Regions from separate parts of the Homo sapiens genome. Here all the other regions are linked to region 2. The links are chromatin contacts, found by Hi-C or POLR2A ChIA-PET in ENCODE. All regions are on one chromosome and are shown on one strand. The core of a region is the stretch at or near the end of the contact, and the rest is flanking DNA. Distances in the headings are between cores, read along the strand shown. Region 1 has its middle 33 kb from the start of PLEKHG1. Region 2 has its middle 51 kb from the start of IYD. Region 3 overlaps PPP1R14C (protein phosphatase 1 regulatory inhibitor subunit 14C).

What was found. A loop is a pair of places that touch in the nucleus more often than their neighbours do. ChIA-PET counts read pairs that join two places held with the same protein, here RNA polymerase II (POLR2A). Pooled maps may share reads with other maps.
Region 1: a map of dorsolateral prefrontal cortex shows a loop between it and region 2 (2.7-fold over the local background). The contact joins two enhancer-like sites. A Hi-C loop is called at or near these places in 3 of 168 maps with a recorded cell type or tissue (Right ventricle myocardium inferior, dorsolateral prefrontal cortex and heart right ventricle) and 1 of 50 pooled maps. POLR2A ChIA-PET finds 5 or more read pairs at or near these places in 2 of 52 experiments (H1 and RWPE1).
Region 3: a loop to region 2 is called in a pooled map, with 5 times the contacts of the local background. The contact joins two enhancer-like sites. A Hi-C loop is called at or near these places in 5 of 50 pooled maps. POLR2A ChIA-PET finds 5 or more read pairs at or near these places in 3 of 52 experiments (Caco-2, H1 and activated T-cell).

The regions. Positions count from the first base shown.
Region 1 is chr6:150,564,448-150,569,233 of GRCh38, forward strand. No RefSeq gene overlaps it. Among named protein-coding and RNA genes, the nearest start is that of PLEKHG1, 33 kb to the right of the region's middle. Within about 2 kb of position 3,149, at least 2 of the 41 ENCODE cell types and tissues checked have a DNase peak (open chromatin) inside an H3K27ac peak, as active enhancers do.
Region 2 is chr6:150,417,281-150,421,814 of GRCh38, forward strand. No RefSeq gene overlaps it. Among named protein-coding and RNA genes, the nearest start is that of IYD, 51 kb to the left of the region's middle. RefSeq lists enhancers at 1,552-2,120, 1,813-2,107, 2,121-2,687. Within about 2 kb of position 1,936, at least 28 of the 41 ENCODE cell types and tissues checked have a DNase peak (open chromatin) inside an H3K27ac peak, as active enhancers do.
Region 3 is chr6:150,166,815-150,171,752 of GRCh38, forward strand. The region is part of intron 1 of PPP1R14C (protein phosphatase 1 regulatory inhibitor subunit 14C); the gene reads left to right. Among named protein-coding and RNA genes, the nearest start is that of PPP1R14C, 26 kb to the left of the region's middle. RefSeq lists a silencer at 1,556-1,605 and an enhancer at 2,256-3,455. Within about 2 kb of position 1,742, at least 2 of the 41 ENCODE cell types and tissues checked have a DNase peak (open chromatin) inside an H3K27ac peak, as active enhancers do.

The DNA of each region.
Region 1 (4,786 bases), core at 1,899-4,398, 150 kb after region 2:
GTAATATATTCATATATTAGAATACAGCAATGGAAATGAATGCTTATATGTGCAAGAAACATGGGTGAGTCTCACAAATCTTAAATTGAGCAAAAGAAAGCAGACACAAAAGTCTACATACTGTATGATTACATTTGTATACAAATTTAAAATATGGAAAACTAATCCATGGTGTTAGAAGTCAAGAGAGAAGAAGAGGGAGGGTTGGAGCTAGGAAAGGGGCATGAAAGGAGCTTCTGGGAGGCTGGGAACTTTCTATTTCATGATCCCTGTTGCTACCAGAGTGTGGTCACTTTGCAATGGCTCATTGAGTCAGACACTTCCGGTTTGTGCATTTTTTTTTGTATGTATGCTTTATGCATGTATATAAAACCTTTTTTAAAATAGCAAGGAACTTATGAGTAAATGGACATCAAGGAAGTAGAAGAAGCCTAGAGCTTTCTGTTGGTAAGTTTGCTGTTGAATGGAAAAATGCAAAAAGAAAGAAAGCGTGTGATGTAGTACTACCACTGAAAGACATATTTTGGATTAGAAAAGATTTGAGCATGCTCATATTCTGATTTTTCAAGCCAGTAAAAAAGAAGAATAACACTATAGTAAATAAATTATTAAAATGATGAATACTGTTTTAAAAAAACTATGAAGCAGGGGGCCAGAGATGGTGGCTCATGCCTGTAATCCTAGCACTTTGGGAGGCCGAAGCAGGCGGATCACCTGAGGTCAGGAGTTCGAGACCAGCCTGGCCAATGTGCTGAAACCCCATCTCAACTAAAAATACAAAAATTAGCCAGACATGGTGGCATGCGCCTGTAATCCCAGCTACTCAGGAGGCTGAGGCAGGAGAATCGCTTGAACCCGGGAGGCAGAGGTTGCAGTGAGCTGAGATCACCCCACCGCACTCCAGCCTGGGTGACAGAGCAAAACTCCGTCTCAAAAAAAAAGAAAAACAAAACAAAACTATGAAGCAGGTGCTCAGACGGGAAAGGAAGAGGGTTTTTGTGGAAGTCCTAATCTTATACAAGATTGGCTTTTTTTCCTCTAAGTCTCAAAAAAAGAACATAATGGTGGGAGCCGCATAGGAAACCGATGAAAACATGAAGGAAGAGTGGGACATTTTGAGAAAAAATGCCGAGGGAGTTTGTGGTCTGATACAAAGCACAGCCACATGCTGAGAGGCTGTGGATCTGGTTTGGAATCTTCAGAAAAGAGTGGCCGAAGGAGGCACATTAACCATAGGAAAGTGAGGGGCAGCTGCTTTCAGATAAATGAAAGAAAAATTCAGTCCTATTGAGGGTTCAATTAAATGTGGAAACTACACACTTCTTACTGTGTTCATTGGCACGATCATTCTCCCGGATACCCGAGCATGAGAATTTAAAGTCACTGTTTTATGACCATGTTTTATTCCTCCTCTCACCATCTTCACGTACCTAACACTCCTTCTCTTTCTGTCTTCTGTAATGGAGGCTCTGGCGGAGAAAATATAACTCCTGGAACATCTTCCCAGTGGGGTCTCTGCCTCTGGTTTCTTCTTTTTATTTCTGTCTCCCTAATAGAACACTTAGATATTGCCATGCCCGTGTTCAATGACCTTCAGTGGCTGCTGGTATTGATTTCCAGTTAAACTAAAAAGCTTAGTTAGCTGAGTTCACCTCTCATTTCAGCCCAGGATGGAATCAAGAGCACATGACACCTTCATAGACCAGACATGAGCTCAGCAGCCCTAGCCCATCCCACAGTCAGGCTCTCACCCAGGCAAGTATAAACTAATCAGAGCTGGCCGGTATTGAGCACTTATTATGTATGAAGCATTGTTCTAAGCACCTGGTGTGTGTTAGCCCATTTGAGACTCACAACAATATCTGGGGTAGGTTTTCATTTTTTCATTTGATAGGCAGGAAAAATGAGATCTGGAGAGGCCAAGTAAGTCACCCCACTTAGAGTTAGAGAGTGAGCACACCAGGATGCAAATCCAGGTAATTGGCCTCCAAAACCACATTTGCAACCATTACCCTAAGAACAGGCATTGGCTTGGCTTCCAGCATCTCTGTCTTTGAGTTTTCCTGTCCAAGTTCAAAATCTTACTTTTGCAAGCCACCTTCAGCATGGCCTGGGATGCTCTGAATGTTGATTTTTCTTCTGGTTCCAGGTGCTACATGCTGTCTGGAAGCAGAATTCTCCCCTCCCCTCAATCTGTTGGTTGGGATCCAACTTCCTGCAACAGCTCCTTGTCCATGAGTCAACCTTCATGCTCCAAACTTGGAAGCTCAATGGTGTGCCAATGTTTCTGTCTCTCCTACTCAGTCTTGAGAAGTGGTTAATCATTTTTAAATGCTAGGAATAAGTATTAGGAAGTTTAAAAAATGGAGAGCAAATTCCATTTTTATAAATAAGTGGTCTCCTGAAATACTATTTTCATCTTCTTCCAGGCTCTATAGTTCTGGTTTTAACACAAAACTATCTTCATGTATTTTACCCTGTTCTGTTGGATTGCTGTATTTCACCTTTATGTATCTTATCTTGCTCTGCTGGATTGATTCTCATTTGCACAAAAAGACTTGTTCTTTTTACCCCTTGCTTTTCTTAAGAAATTCATCATCTGAAGAAAGAAATGTTTAAAGAATTGATTTTCCTGCCCCAGAAGTTTTGTTTTCCCTTTCTAAAGTGTTATTTCCCTTTTTCTTCTGAAAACATTTTTTCCAGGATTTTTTTAAAAACAAGTTAGAGGTTACAACAACCTTTTCTATGCTATCAAGGGACACTCTTAAGATTCCATTGTAGACATAATCCTTATCAGTTTGAATAGTGTTGACCATGTAGGAGAATTTGCCTGTCCGAGTTCAAAATCTTAGTTCAAAGATGAATATACTATCTTTAGTCACAGATTTGTGCTAACATACTACGAACTAAAATGCTGCAATCCTTTGAAAGTTGTTTTATAGGCACTGCTCTTTCACTTAATGTACTTCTTTCTTCTCACAAGACAGAGCTTAAAGGCTTGTCATGAATAGCATGAAATCTCAACTTCCCACGCCTCAGTGTGGAAGCCCTATCATAAAAACATAGTACATTACCCTTAAAACAAATTTCTCTCTGACTTCAGTGACACTGAAATGGACTGCAAACAATGGTACTGGCAGAGTTCCAGGGTTTCTGAACACTGCTTCTTAACATAAAGTGAGTTCACAAAGGCTGGGGTTGCATTTCTGAGGATAACGGATCCTTTAAATACTGCACACTTTTGTGTCTACACATACAAAGTAATGCAGTGAATTGGGGCAATTATCCTTGTAATTCAAGTGCGCCCTTTCCTCCCCACATACATATTTTGGTTTCAATTATCTGAGCATTTCAAACAAAAGCTATCTTTTTCCCCCTTGGATAATTGCTTCATTTCTCTGCTTTTTCTTGTGTATGTAAATTCAAATTATTCCCAAATCTGTACGTATAGGTCAGAGAAACTTTTGCAAATAAATCCTTTTGGAACCAACACTTCTCTGTTTTCTAATGGAGGGCCATATAGCACCTCACATATCAACAAGCAAAAGGGCAGAGTCCTATCCAGGCAGGGACATCCTGTTCCCCCATCTTGCAGCCTGTGGATCAGGGATGATGGCAGAGGCCTTCCCCCCTTGGGGACTTGACAGAAGCTGTCATCCAGTAGGCAGGCACACAATTCACCTGTGGCTTGTTCATTATCATCAGACGTGTTGACAGGCATGGGGCCTGGAAAGGAGGCACAGCAGTCTTTCCATGCCAGCTGGTGAAAGGATGAGAGGCTCCATCTCACAGCAGGAGTGAGTCATGGTGCCAGCGTCATAGACAGGCATAAGTATTCCAAGTCATGGACAGAAAGTCCCTCAATGCCTGTGGACTCTTTTGCAGGGCCTCCTTGTGTGGGGAGGGACTTGCAGAATGGGATTAGAAATTGTAGACTGGTCTGTAGTGTTGGACTGAAATATGATGTGATTAGCTGGTGACCCGAAGTCCCAGAGGAATCAGGCATCTTAATGAGCTCACATCAGTTTAAGGAAAACAGTCTATGGTTTTGTAGGTAAGCAGTGCAGTCCATATTTTTGTTGTCGTTTGTCCTTCTCACTAAGCCATGAAAGGAATGTGTGGCTTTCTTTCAAAATGTGTATAGCTGGGCATGCCAGCTCACACCTGTGATCCCAGCATTTTTGGGAGGCCATGGCTGGAGAATCACTTGAGACCAGGAGTTTGAGACCAGCCTGGACAACATGGCGAGACCTGTCCCTACACATACACAAACATTAGCCAGGCTTGCTGGGGCACACTTATAGTCCTAGCAACTAGTGAGGCTGAGGTGCGAGGATTGTTTGAGCCCAGGAGTTCAAGGTTACAGTGAGCTATGATCATGCCACTGCACTCCAGCCTGGGTAATAGAGCAAGACCCTGCCTTAAAAACAAACAAACAAAAATGTGTAGACATACATATGCACTTCATCTCAGGAATCCTTCGTTGACTACAACTGAGTAAAAGGAATGTATGTTTAAGATACAATAAAGTCCATTCTCGGAACACTTACTGAATCTCTGAAAATCATGGATTTTTCATGTTGTGAAACATAGGTCAGGGGAGGGCACCCCTAAAAGACCTCACATAACCATAGGGAAAAACTGTATGGTTTTTATTGCACTGTGGTTATAGTTTCAAGGTTTTAGACTGCAAGACTCTAAAATGTGATTACTTCCCTTAGCATTGAGCAGGAGAGCTTGTTGATTCCAAATCAACACAGAGTGAGTGTGCGTGGGTATATTCTGC
Region 2 (4,534 bases), core at 686-3,185:
TCGTGTCAATGATTTGGAATAAGTAGAATTATGTTTAAAAAATTATGGCACTTTTCCATTTCTCTAACATTTCCAAAGGTTATAGAGGGTTCTGGCCCCGCCTTGCTCCCCTCTTAGCCTAGCTGTTTTACCACTCTGTACATTGACGTTTTTATAGATCTACATGAAGTGTGCAGTTATTCAAAACAACTTGTAACATAAACTATGACTATTCCTTCCCTGGAGATCTGGAGGCTGTTTTCTAATTTTTCTTCCCTGAGTTTCTTGTGGCTCTCGTACTGTGATTGCCATTGAGGTCCCCGCAGTTGAGAATGTGAGTGGCTCAGCAGGGAACTGCACAGAACTGGGGATACTTGCGAGCTGGGAACAACCTTAGGTGGGCACTGGTGGCCTCCAGAACGCAGATGAGAGAGCAGGGGATTCCAGGTAGAGGAAGAGAGATCACAAGCTGGTGTGGCTGGGCTCCAACTTTAAAGCTAAAATGATCAAAGATCCCCAAAATTTCAGAGCAAGAAATATGGGGAAGTCAACGTTATTGTGTGAATAACATCAGCCTTTGGTTGGTTGATGGATGGCTATTGAGTTTGGGGGTTCTTCTGTGATCTTATTAGTTGCTACAGATATTCTCAGTATCTCTTAGCACCTTGTAAACAGAGGAAAGAGAAGCCTGCATCTCCTCTCCTCAGCAGATAAACATCTGGGGACAGTGACAAAGCCCACAGACCCTGATGGTGTCTTTGATATACAGCCACAATACGCATTTTGACACCGAGTAGATGCTTTTAGATGATGAAATCAGTGGTTTGAATTGAGGCATTTGTGTGAAGTTCATGAGCTTTCATGCCATGATTGGCTTAAGTAATTCAGAACTAGCTGCGTGTGGGTGCCGTGGAAATACTCTTTCAATCTCTTTCTTATTGGGCCATTTTTGTGCAAAAGAAATTGCTGTTTTAATGGCAAAACCAGCAATTACTTTTGCACCTACCCAAGAGTTCATGGGATATTCAAAGCAATTTTCCGAACTGTATCCTCCAACTCGAGGCAGTTACTGTGAAACCACTAGATGGCACAGTCATGCTAGATGTAATCAAGACTTCAGCAGAAATGAAAAAGTGAGTCTTGCTAGATTACTTCATCAGATACTTAAGCTGTAGTTTACTTCCCCTCTCCAAAATTTTTCTACGTGTTAGTAATTTATGTCTTCCAGATCGTGTAAATACAGATGTGTTAGACTTAGTCATCTAAATCAATTGTTCAGTGACTACAGCCAAACTATAAAAAATGATTACTTCTCTTTGTTTTCAGTTCAAGTATTTTTACTATTCCTTTGCCACACATTTATTTTTCATACAGTTACATCAGCGCCCTGGGTCCCTTTTCTTTTGTACACATAGTGATAGAGAGGGAAATTACTCATCTCCAACGTCCTGGAAATTGTTTTCCAGCGCATAAATTTCCTAGCCCTCTGAAAGATGTCAATCATTTTCTTTAGCAGGGCATTAGGGAACTCCAGCTTTCCGAAAGATGTTAGGAAAGAAATGTCATGTCCGAAGACACAAAGTAAATGATTACTTTCTTCACCCAGCTTTATTTGTCATTTGTCTTAAAAAAAAAAATAGGAGAAGTGTTTTATTCACAGTCAGAGGCTAGGGCAGCAAGACAAGGCACGTTAGTGAGGCTGTAAATACCACTGTGTCCACGTTCACTTAACACAACGCCATCTCCCAGCGCAGCCCCAGCCCCTCTGCACCCCCCGCCCCACTGCACCCCTTAATGCCAGAAACACTCAGGCCCCCCGAAAGTTTAGTAGGGCTGCATTTAGAACAAGTCCAGAGCCAACAAAGGAAAATAGTGGAAGACACTTAGGAGGGAGAAGAGAGAAATGAAATTTATTTAGCCCGAGGTCCCCACGCCATGAATGTGGCCAGCAGGGGGCTTCTCGTGCGGACGCTCAAAGCCGGAAGAGCCAGCAGGCACGGAAGCCCTCGTGGGAGCCGGGAGTTCCATGGCGAGGCCCCCCGCTGCTGCCCCAAGAAACGCTTGGGTTTGAGATCTCAGGAAACACGGAGAGCCCCCACTGCGATGGTGACGGCCCTGGAGTGGGTGGTGCTAAGGAAAGGGCAGCACACCCTTGAGGGCGGGAAGTGAATGGGGTGAGAGTTGGCACTGCTGGCCATGTTTTCCTCCATTTCCTTATGGGACTCAGTTTCCTCAAAGGAAGAACCAAAATGAATAAAGTCTGATATGGTTTGGCTGTGTCCCCACCCAAATCTCACCTTGAATTGTAGCTCCCATAATTCCCACATGCAGTGGGAGGGACCCCCTAGGAGGTAATTGAATTGGGAGGGTGGGCCTTTTCCGTGCTATTCTTGTGATAGTGAGTAAGTCTTATGAGATCTGATGGTTTTATGAAGGGCAGTTCCCCTCCACACGCTCTCTTGCCTGCCTCCATGTAAGATGTGTCTTGGTTCCTCTTCGTCCTCTGCCATGATTGTGAGGCCTCCCCAGCCACATGGAACTGTGAGTCAATTAAACTTCTTTCCTTTATAAATTACGCAGCCTTGGGTATGTCTTTATTAGCAGCCTGAGAACAGACTAATACAGAATCTAGTTTTTTATACAAAGAGATTGAGAAACAGCCCTTGATTGTGCTGACAAGATTTTAGGAGCTGTTTATAAGCGCCCTACTGAGGACTCTGGAGATGATCCTTCATTCTAGAATTATAAGGTTAAAGTTGTTTGTTTGTTTTTTCTACTTGCCTAGTCCTTGGTGTATATAAAGAATCTTGTGGTACTTTGGTATTTATTAAGAGATAGAGAGTCTTTAATTTTTGAATACATTGGATCAATTTTTATATAGTATTGCATTTTTTATAACCCTTATTTACTTTTTATTTTTAAACCCCACCGTCTTCTCTATTCTCTTGACCCAGATGTCATGTAATAAGTTATGACATTATACATTTTCACCTTAGAGCTATGTTCTGGGGCTTGGCGCTCCTATTATTTAAAAAATGGTATCTTCTATGAGAAAACATGAATATTAAAGTAGACATGAATTTAGTTTTGTATAATTAAATTGAATCCCAGGATGGCAAAGATTTAAATATGATTTATACTTGGCATTAGTAGCAGCAAGTAATACTTGCTGCAGTAACAAAAAACCATTTCAGTGGCTTTGTACAATGAAGGTTTATTTCTCACTCTCATCACCATTCAACAGAGAGAGAGCCCTGCTCCATACATTCATTCAGGGATCCAGGCTCTTTCAAACTGGTTGCTCTGTCATCTTCTAGTACCATGGTTCCCTCTACCAATGCTTTGCATCCTATCAACAGGTGACAAAAGAGAGGGCAAATGGATAAATCACATTCCACTCAACCGCCTCAGTCTGAAGATGACATACATAATTTCTGCTTACATCCCATTCATAAGAACTAGTCCCAAGGACCTATCTCAAGAAGAAGAGAACATGGATATTGTTGCAAAGTATTCTGATATCTACCATACACACACGTTAAATCAAGTTTAGCCTAAAGCTGCCTCCTTACATATTCTAAATTTAGCCTAAAGGTTTCTCCCTATATGGTGAGCTATACATTAAATGGAGGTATAAACAGACTGTAACCTATTTCTGTGACAATCATTGAGTTTTGGCCAATCAAAGGGGGCCAACTGTTCAAGCCATGTTCAAATAAGGTAAATGCCAAGATGTAACCAATCCAGCTGTTTCTGCACCTCACTTCTGTTTTCTGTGTGTCACTTTCCTTTTTCTGACCATAACTTTTCCACCAGATGGCTGCGTTGGAGTCTCTGAGCCTACTCTGGCTTGGGAGGCTGCCCAATTTGCAAATCATTCTTTGTTCAACTAAACCGTGTTAAATTTAATTTGTCTAAGTTTTTTCTTTTAGCACACATGTGCCAGCAATACAAAGTTTGAGAAGATACTAAACTATTTGTTTCAGGGTGAGAAATGCCATGTCTCACTCCTTGATGTACTCCCCCAGAAGAATCCGCCCACTCATACCATACCCAGTCAGGAATAAGCAAAATATGGCCTTGGGAATTAACTTCCTATTTCCAGCATTTGTTTAAACTAAAGAATCTTGGTGAAGTGTTGACCAAGGGAATTTTAAAGTAAAACAGCATATTTTAAAAGTTGATTTAATCTAGTCCTTAAGAAAACAGGCTTTAAGTCCTTTGTAAATGTGGAAGCCAGCCTACAAGATGGCCCCCAATGATTCTGTTGCTGATATTCCACCCTGTGTCATCTCCTCCCACTTTGAATAAGGCTGACTTGTGCAGCCAATAGAATACTGTGAAATGAGAGAGTGTGATTTTTGAGACTGGGTCACTAAAGTCATTGCAGCTTCCCTTGCTTTCTTTTGGATTACTTGCTCTTGGGAAAGCCAGTTGCCACATTGTAAGAACACTCAAGAAGCCATGCAGAGAGGGCCACATGATGAGGAAATGAAGCCTTCTTCCAACAGCCGGCACCGACTTGCCAGCCATGTGAGTGCACCATTTTGGAATC
Region 3 (4,938 bases), core at 492-2,991, 250 kb before region 2:
TCCAATTTCATTTTCAGCTTGTCTCAGGTGAATATTTTATATATTTAGTGAAACCTCACCAACCTTGAAGTCAGGAATTTTGTAACTCCAGTCATTTGGAACCGAGTGAAGGAACCTAAAGGAAAGCAGAAAGAGGCCAGGCGCGGTGGCTCACGTCTGTAATCCTAGCACTTTGGGAGGCCAAGGCGGGTGAATCCCTTGAGGTTAGAAGTTCAAAAACAGCCTGGCCAACATGGTGAAACCTCATCTCTACTAAAAATACAAACATTAGGCCGGGCGCGGTGGCTCACGCCTGTAATCCCAGCACTTTGGGAGGCCGAGGCGGGCGGATCACTTGAGGTCAGGAGTTTGAGACCAGCCTGGCCAACATGGCAAACCCCATCTCTACTAAAAATACAAAAAAATTAGCTGGGCATGGTGGCACACACCTGTAATCCCAGCTACTCAGGAGGCTGAGGCAGGAGAATTGCTTGAACCCAGGAGGCAGAGGTTGAGGTGAGCCGAGATCGCACCACTGCACTCCAGCCTGGGTGACAGAGCAAGACTCCGTCTCGGGGGGGAAAAAAACAAAAAGCAGAAAGAGTAGCTTTGAGACCCTAAAGAGATACGATATTTTGGGGTATGCTGGGGTATGTTCTTGATTTATTACAGAGGTCCTTGGGCTTCCATGTAGAGCTTCTGTGCTCTTACTTTAGCCACATTTCTAACAAGTTTGGTTTTCTGCTTTTTTAGTTCACTAGATTTAGAAGCAACAAACTAGGCTGCTAGGTATACGTTCTGGGAGAACATCTAGAAGTGACAGCTGACAGCCTGACAGTAAGGGAGGAGACAGAGCATCTATAAAAAGCTCGGAAGACCAGAGCTGTCTTATATACTGTATAAGGCAGAGAGCTCTGAGCCTGTTGCAGCCTGGAGCGTGTCCCGAGAGGCAGTGTGGCAGGACGCCTGGCCACAGGAGTGACCTGAGCCATTCAGACCCCAAAGGCAGGCACACGAGGAATCCCTTAGAGAGATTTGAAGAAAAAGAGTTGAATACTAGTTATCTGAAATAATTTACATATATAGAACCCTTGTTTTCCTTGGGATACTAAACACATAAAAGAACTCCCCCTTTCTCTCCATGTCTCCGTTCTCCCCTTCTCTCCTCCCCTCTTTCTCTCCTTCTCTCCTCCCCTCTTCCTCTCCCCCTTGCTTTCCTCCCACCCTTTCTGCGGCCCCTCCCCTCCCGACTCTCCTCTCCCCCACTCCCCTCCCACCTTGCTCTCTCCCTTTCCGTTTTCACTTCCCCTTTTACTTCCCTCCCCCACTCCTTCTCCCTAACACAATACAGCGTCCCTTTTTTTTTTTTTTTTTTTTGTCTTTGAGGTTCACATATATGCAGTGAGTTGCTGGTGAAAGTTTAACAACTGGCTCTCATGGGAGAAAAAAATCCCTTGATTCGGCCGGGCGCGGTGGCTCACGCCTGTAATCCCAGCACTTTGGGAGGCCGAGGCGGGCAGATCACGAGCTCAGGAGATCGAGACCATCCTGGCTAACATGGTGAAACCCCGTCTCTACTAAAAATACAGATTACCTGGGCGTAGTGGCGGGCGCCTGTAGTCCCAGCTACTTGGGAGGCTGAGGCAGGAGAATGGCGTGAACCCGGGAGGCGGAGCTTGCAGTGAGCCGAGATAGCGCCACTACACTCCAGCCTGGGCGAAAGAGCGAGACTCCCGTCTCAACAAAACAAAACAAAACAAAACAAAACAAAAAAACCCTTGATTCACAGCAGCCCAGTTTCCTTAGTGTAAGTCCTCGCCATGGTTGATTTCAGGTGACCATTGTGAAGTCCCTGGGGAGGAGCAGGGACAAGTACTTCCTCCATACAGATGCAGGAGATGGAAGTAACCTTAAGAGCGTAAGAATAGGCAGATAACACCAAATAATCAGAAAGTCATGTTTTGAGTATTTACAACTTTATTATATAATTACTCTTCTTATACAATTATATAATTTAATTTAAAAATTTAGTAACATTTAACTCAATGTATCAAAAATATTATCATTTTAACATATCGATAGAAAATTATTATTATTATTTGAGACAGATTCTCACTCTGTAGCCCAAGCTGGAGTGCAGTGGTGCGATCTTGGCTCACTGCAACATCTGCCTCCCAGGCTCAAGTCATTGTCCTGCCTCAGCCTCCCAAGTAGCTGGGACTATCGGCACGCGCCACCACACCCAGCTAATTTTTTGTACTTTAGTAGAAATGGGGTTTCACCATGTTGCCCAGGGTGGTCTCGAACTCCTGAGCTCAGGCGATCCACCCATCGTGGCCTCCCAAAGTGCTGGGATTACAGGCGTGAGCCACCGTGCCCAGCCTCAATATAAAATTATCAATAAGATATTTTACACTCCTTAAAAATATCTAACCTTCCATTATAGTTAGAGGTGATCCTATGACAAATTTTGACCAGTGAAATGAATTCACTGCATGGAGTTTTTGAATAATAATTTAATGGTAACTGATTCTGTTGTCATGGGAAACTTGTCTTTTTCCTTACTTCCTGAAATGTAAGTAGAAGAGGAAAAAAAATTAAAAATAGAAACAATAAAATAAGAACTTACATATGACGTCTTTGAACTGTTGAACAAATGCCAATATCCAACTATGTTGGACTTCTCTGTATATGGCAGAAAAAAAATCATATTTAGTCTCCAAACTGCTGTTAAAAGGTTGTCGTTGTTGTTAGATGCTGCTAAACCCAATGGTTGAGTAAAAGAGAAGGTGTCAAAAGCAGAGACCTGCATAAGGTGAAGGCACAGGACAAGTGAATTGTGAATGAAGAAAATTCTAGGCTGATGAAATCGAACATGAAAAGGCCGAAGCGGGAAGAAGCTGAAAGTAGAATGAACCAAGGTTTACTAATTACCAATACCATGCAACAAACTCCCCCACATCTTAGTGGCTTAAGAAATGACTATCATTTATTTTGCTTGCAAATCTGATTTGTGCATCATTTGTTGGGGGTGACTCATCTCTGCCTCATGGGGAATTAATTGATGTGGCAAACTTAGGGCCTGAGTATGTATTTTCAACATGACTTACTCTGCAAACTGTTGGGGCCATGGGCCATTGTGTCAGCTCTTCAGCATACAGGCTTTTCCATGTGCTATTTCGGTTTCCTTGCTGTATGGGGACTGGGCTCTGGAGTAAACATCTCAATACGATCAGGAAGAAGTTGTATTGCTTTTAATGACTTTGCCTTGGAGGTCACATAGTATTGCTTCTGTTCTAATCACAGTTCTAACAAGGCTTCAAGGAAAAGGAACATAGATTTTACCTTCTGATGGGAGGAAAGTCAAGTGAGATCACCTTGTGAGGAAGGGAAGTGGAATGGGAAATATTGTTGAAGCCAGTTTTGGAAAATACAATCTGCCACACAAGAAAGAATAAGAAAATATGGGTGATGAGAACTGAATTCAACACATACTCATTACACTTTTGTCATGTGCTAGTTACTTTTTTTTTTTTTTTCTTTTTTTGAGATGGAGTCTCACTCTGTCTCCCAGGCTGGAGTGCAGTGGCGCGATCTTGGCTCACTGCAAGCTCTGCCTCCCAGGTTCACGCCATTCTTCTGCCTCAGGCTCCTGAGTAGCTGGACTACAGGCGACTGCCACCATGCCTGGCTAATTTTTTTGTATTTTTAGTAGAGATGGGGTTTCAATGTGTTAGCCAGGATGGTCTTGATCTCCTGACCTCGTGATCCGCCCGCCTCGGCCTCCCAAAGTGCTGGAATTACAGGCGTGAGCCACTGCGCCCGGCTGCTAGTTACCTTTTAAGCACCCGTGATATCGAAGTAGACCAAAGAGACAAAAATCACTTCCCTTCCTTGTGGGTTTTACATTCTAGGGAAATGAGAGAGAAGAGTGATACGTGATGAGGTTAGAAGAAACAGAGCCTTGTAGGTTACAGTACGACTCTTTTTTTTTTTTTTTTAATGGTAAGGAATTTGAATTTTGTTCCTGAGTATGATAGCTTTTATGCAGGGAAGTGATATGGTCTTATTATTTTTTATGACTATAAAATTAACTTTTATTTAACATTTTTTTACAAAATACATTTAAAAAATTTTAAATCTGTTTTTTAGAGCAGTTTTAGATTCACAGTAAAATTGAGAGGAAGGTACCTTTCCTATGTACTCTCTGCCCAGTCCCCCAACACAGCCTCCCCACCAACTCCCCCGGCGTGACCCTCCATTGGAGCGGTACATTGGTCACAATCGATGAACCTACGTTGACACACCATTATCACCCAAAGTGCATAGTTTACATGAGGGTCCACTCAAGGTGCTGTACATTCCATGGGTTTGGACAAATGTTTAATGACATGTACCCACCATGGTAGTTTACAGAGGAGTTCCACTGACCTGAACATTCTCTCGTTATTGTGTTTGACAGCTGGCTTATAAAATTCCTGAAAATTTAACAGTGGTCTCTAGTGAGCTGGTACAAGCCAGCTCCATTCAGCACACCATTGTACATACCTAATATCTTATAGTTGAGGGATTCTCTGTAATTTTGTTTGAGCATAACAACAATCTAACTCTTTTATAAGGAGAATCCCAGAAGCTCACATTTAAAAGAGACCCGAGAGATCTTCTGTCCTGACCTTTCTGCCTGACACACTGATTCCATCTATAGCATGGTAAAAGGATCTTTCAGGGCCACTGCTGCTCAGATTTCTCACGTCTCCACACAGAATCTGTGATTGACGCACACATTTGAAAGTTAAGTGATTTTCTTCAGGCTGCAAACTGGGACTGGAATTTCGTCTCTTTCTCTTGTTCTTCTCTAATTTTATTCTCATGCAAACAGCCTGATTTCTGATTTCATAATTTAGCACAAGACATATTTTATTTAAGTAGGGATGAATTTAAAGATCACAGAACCATGTC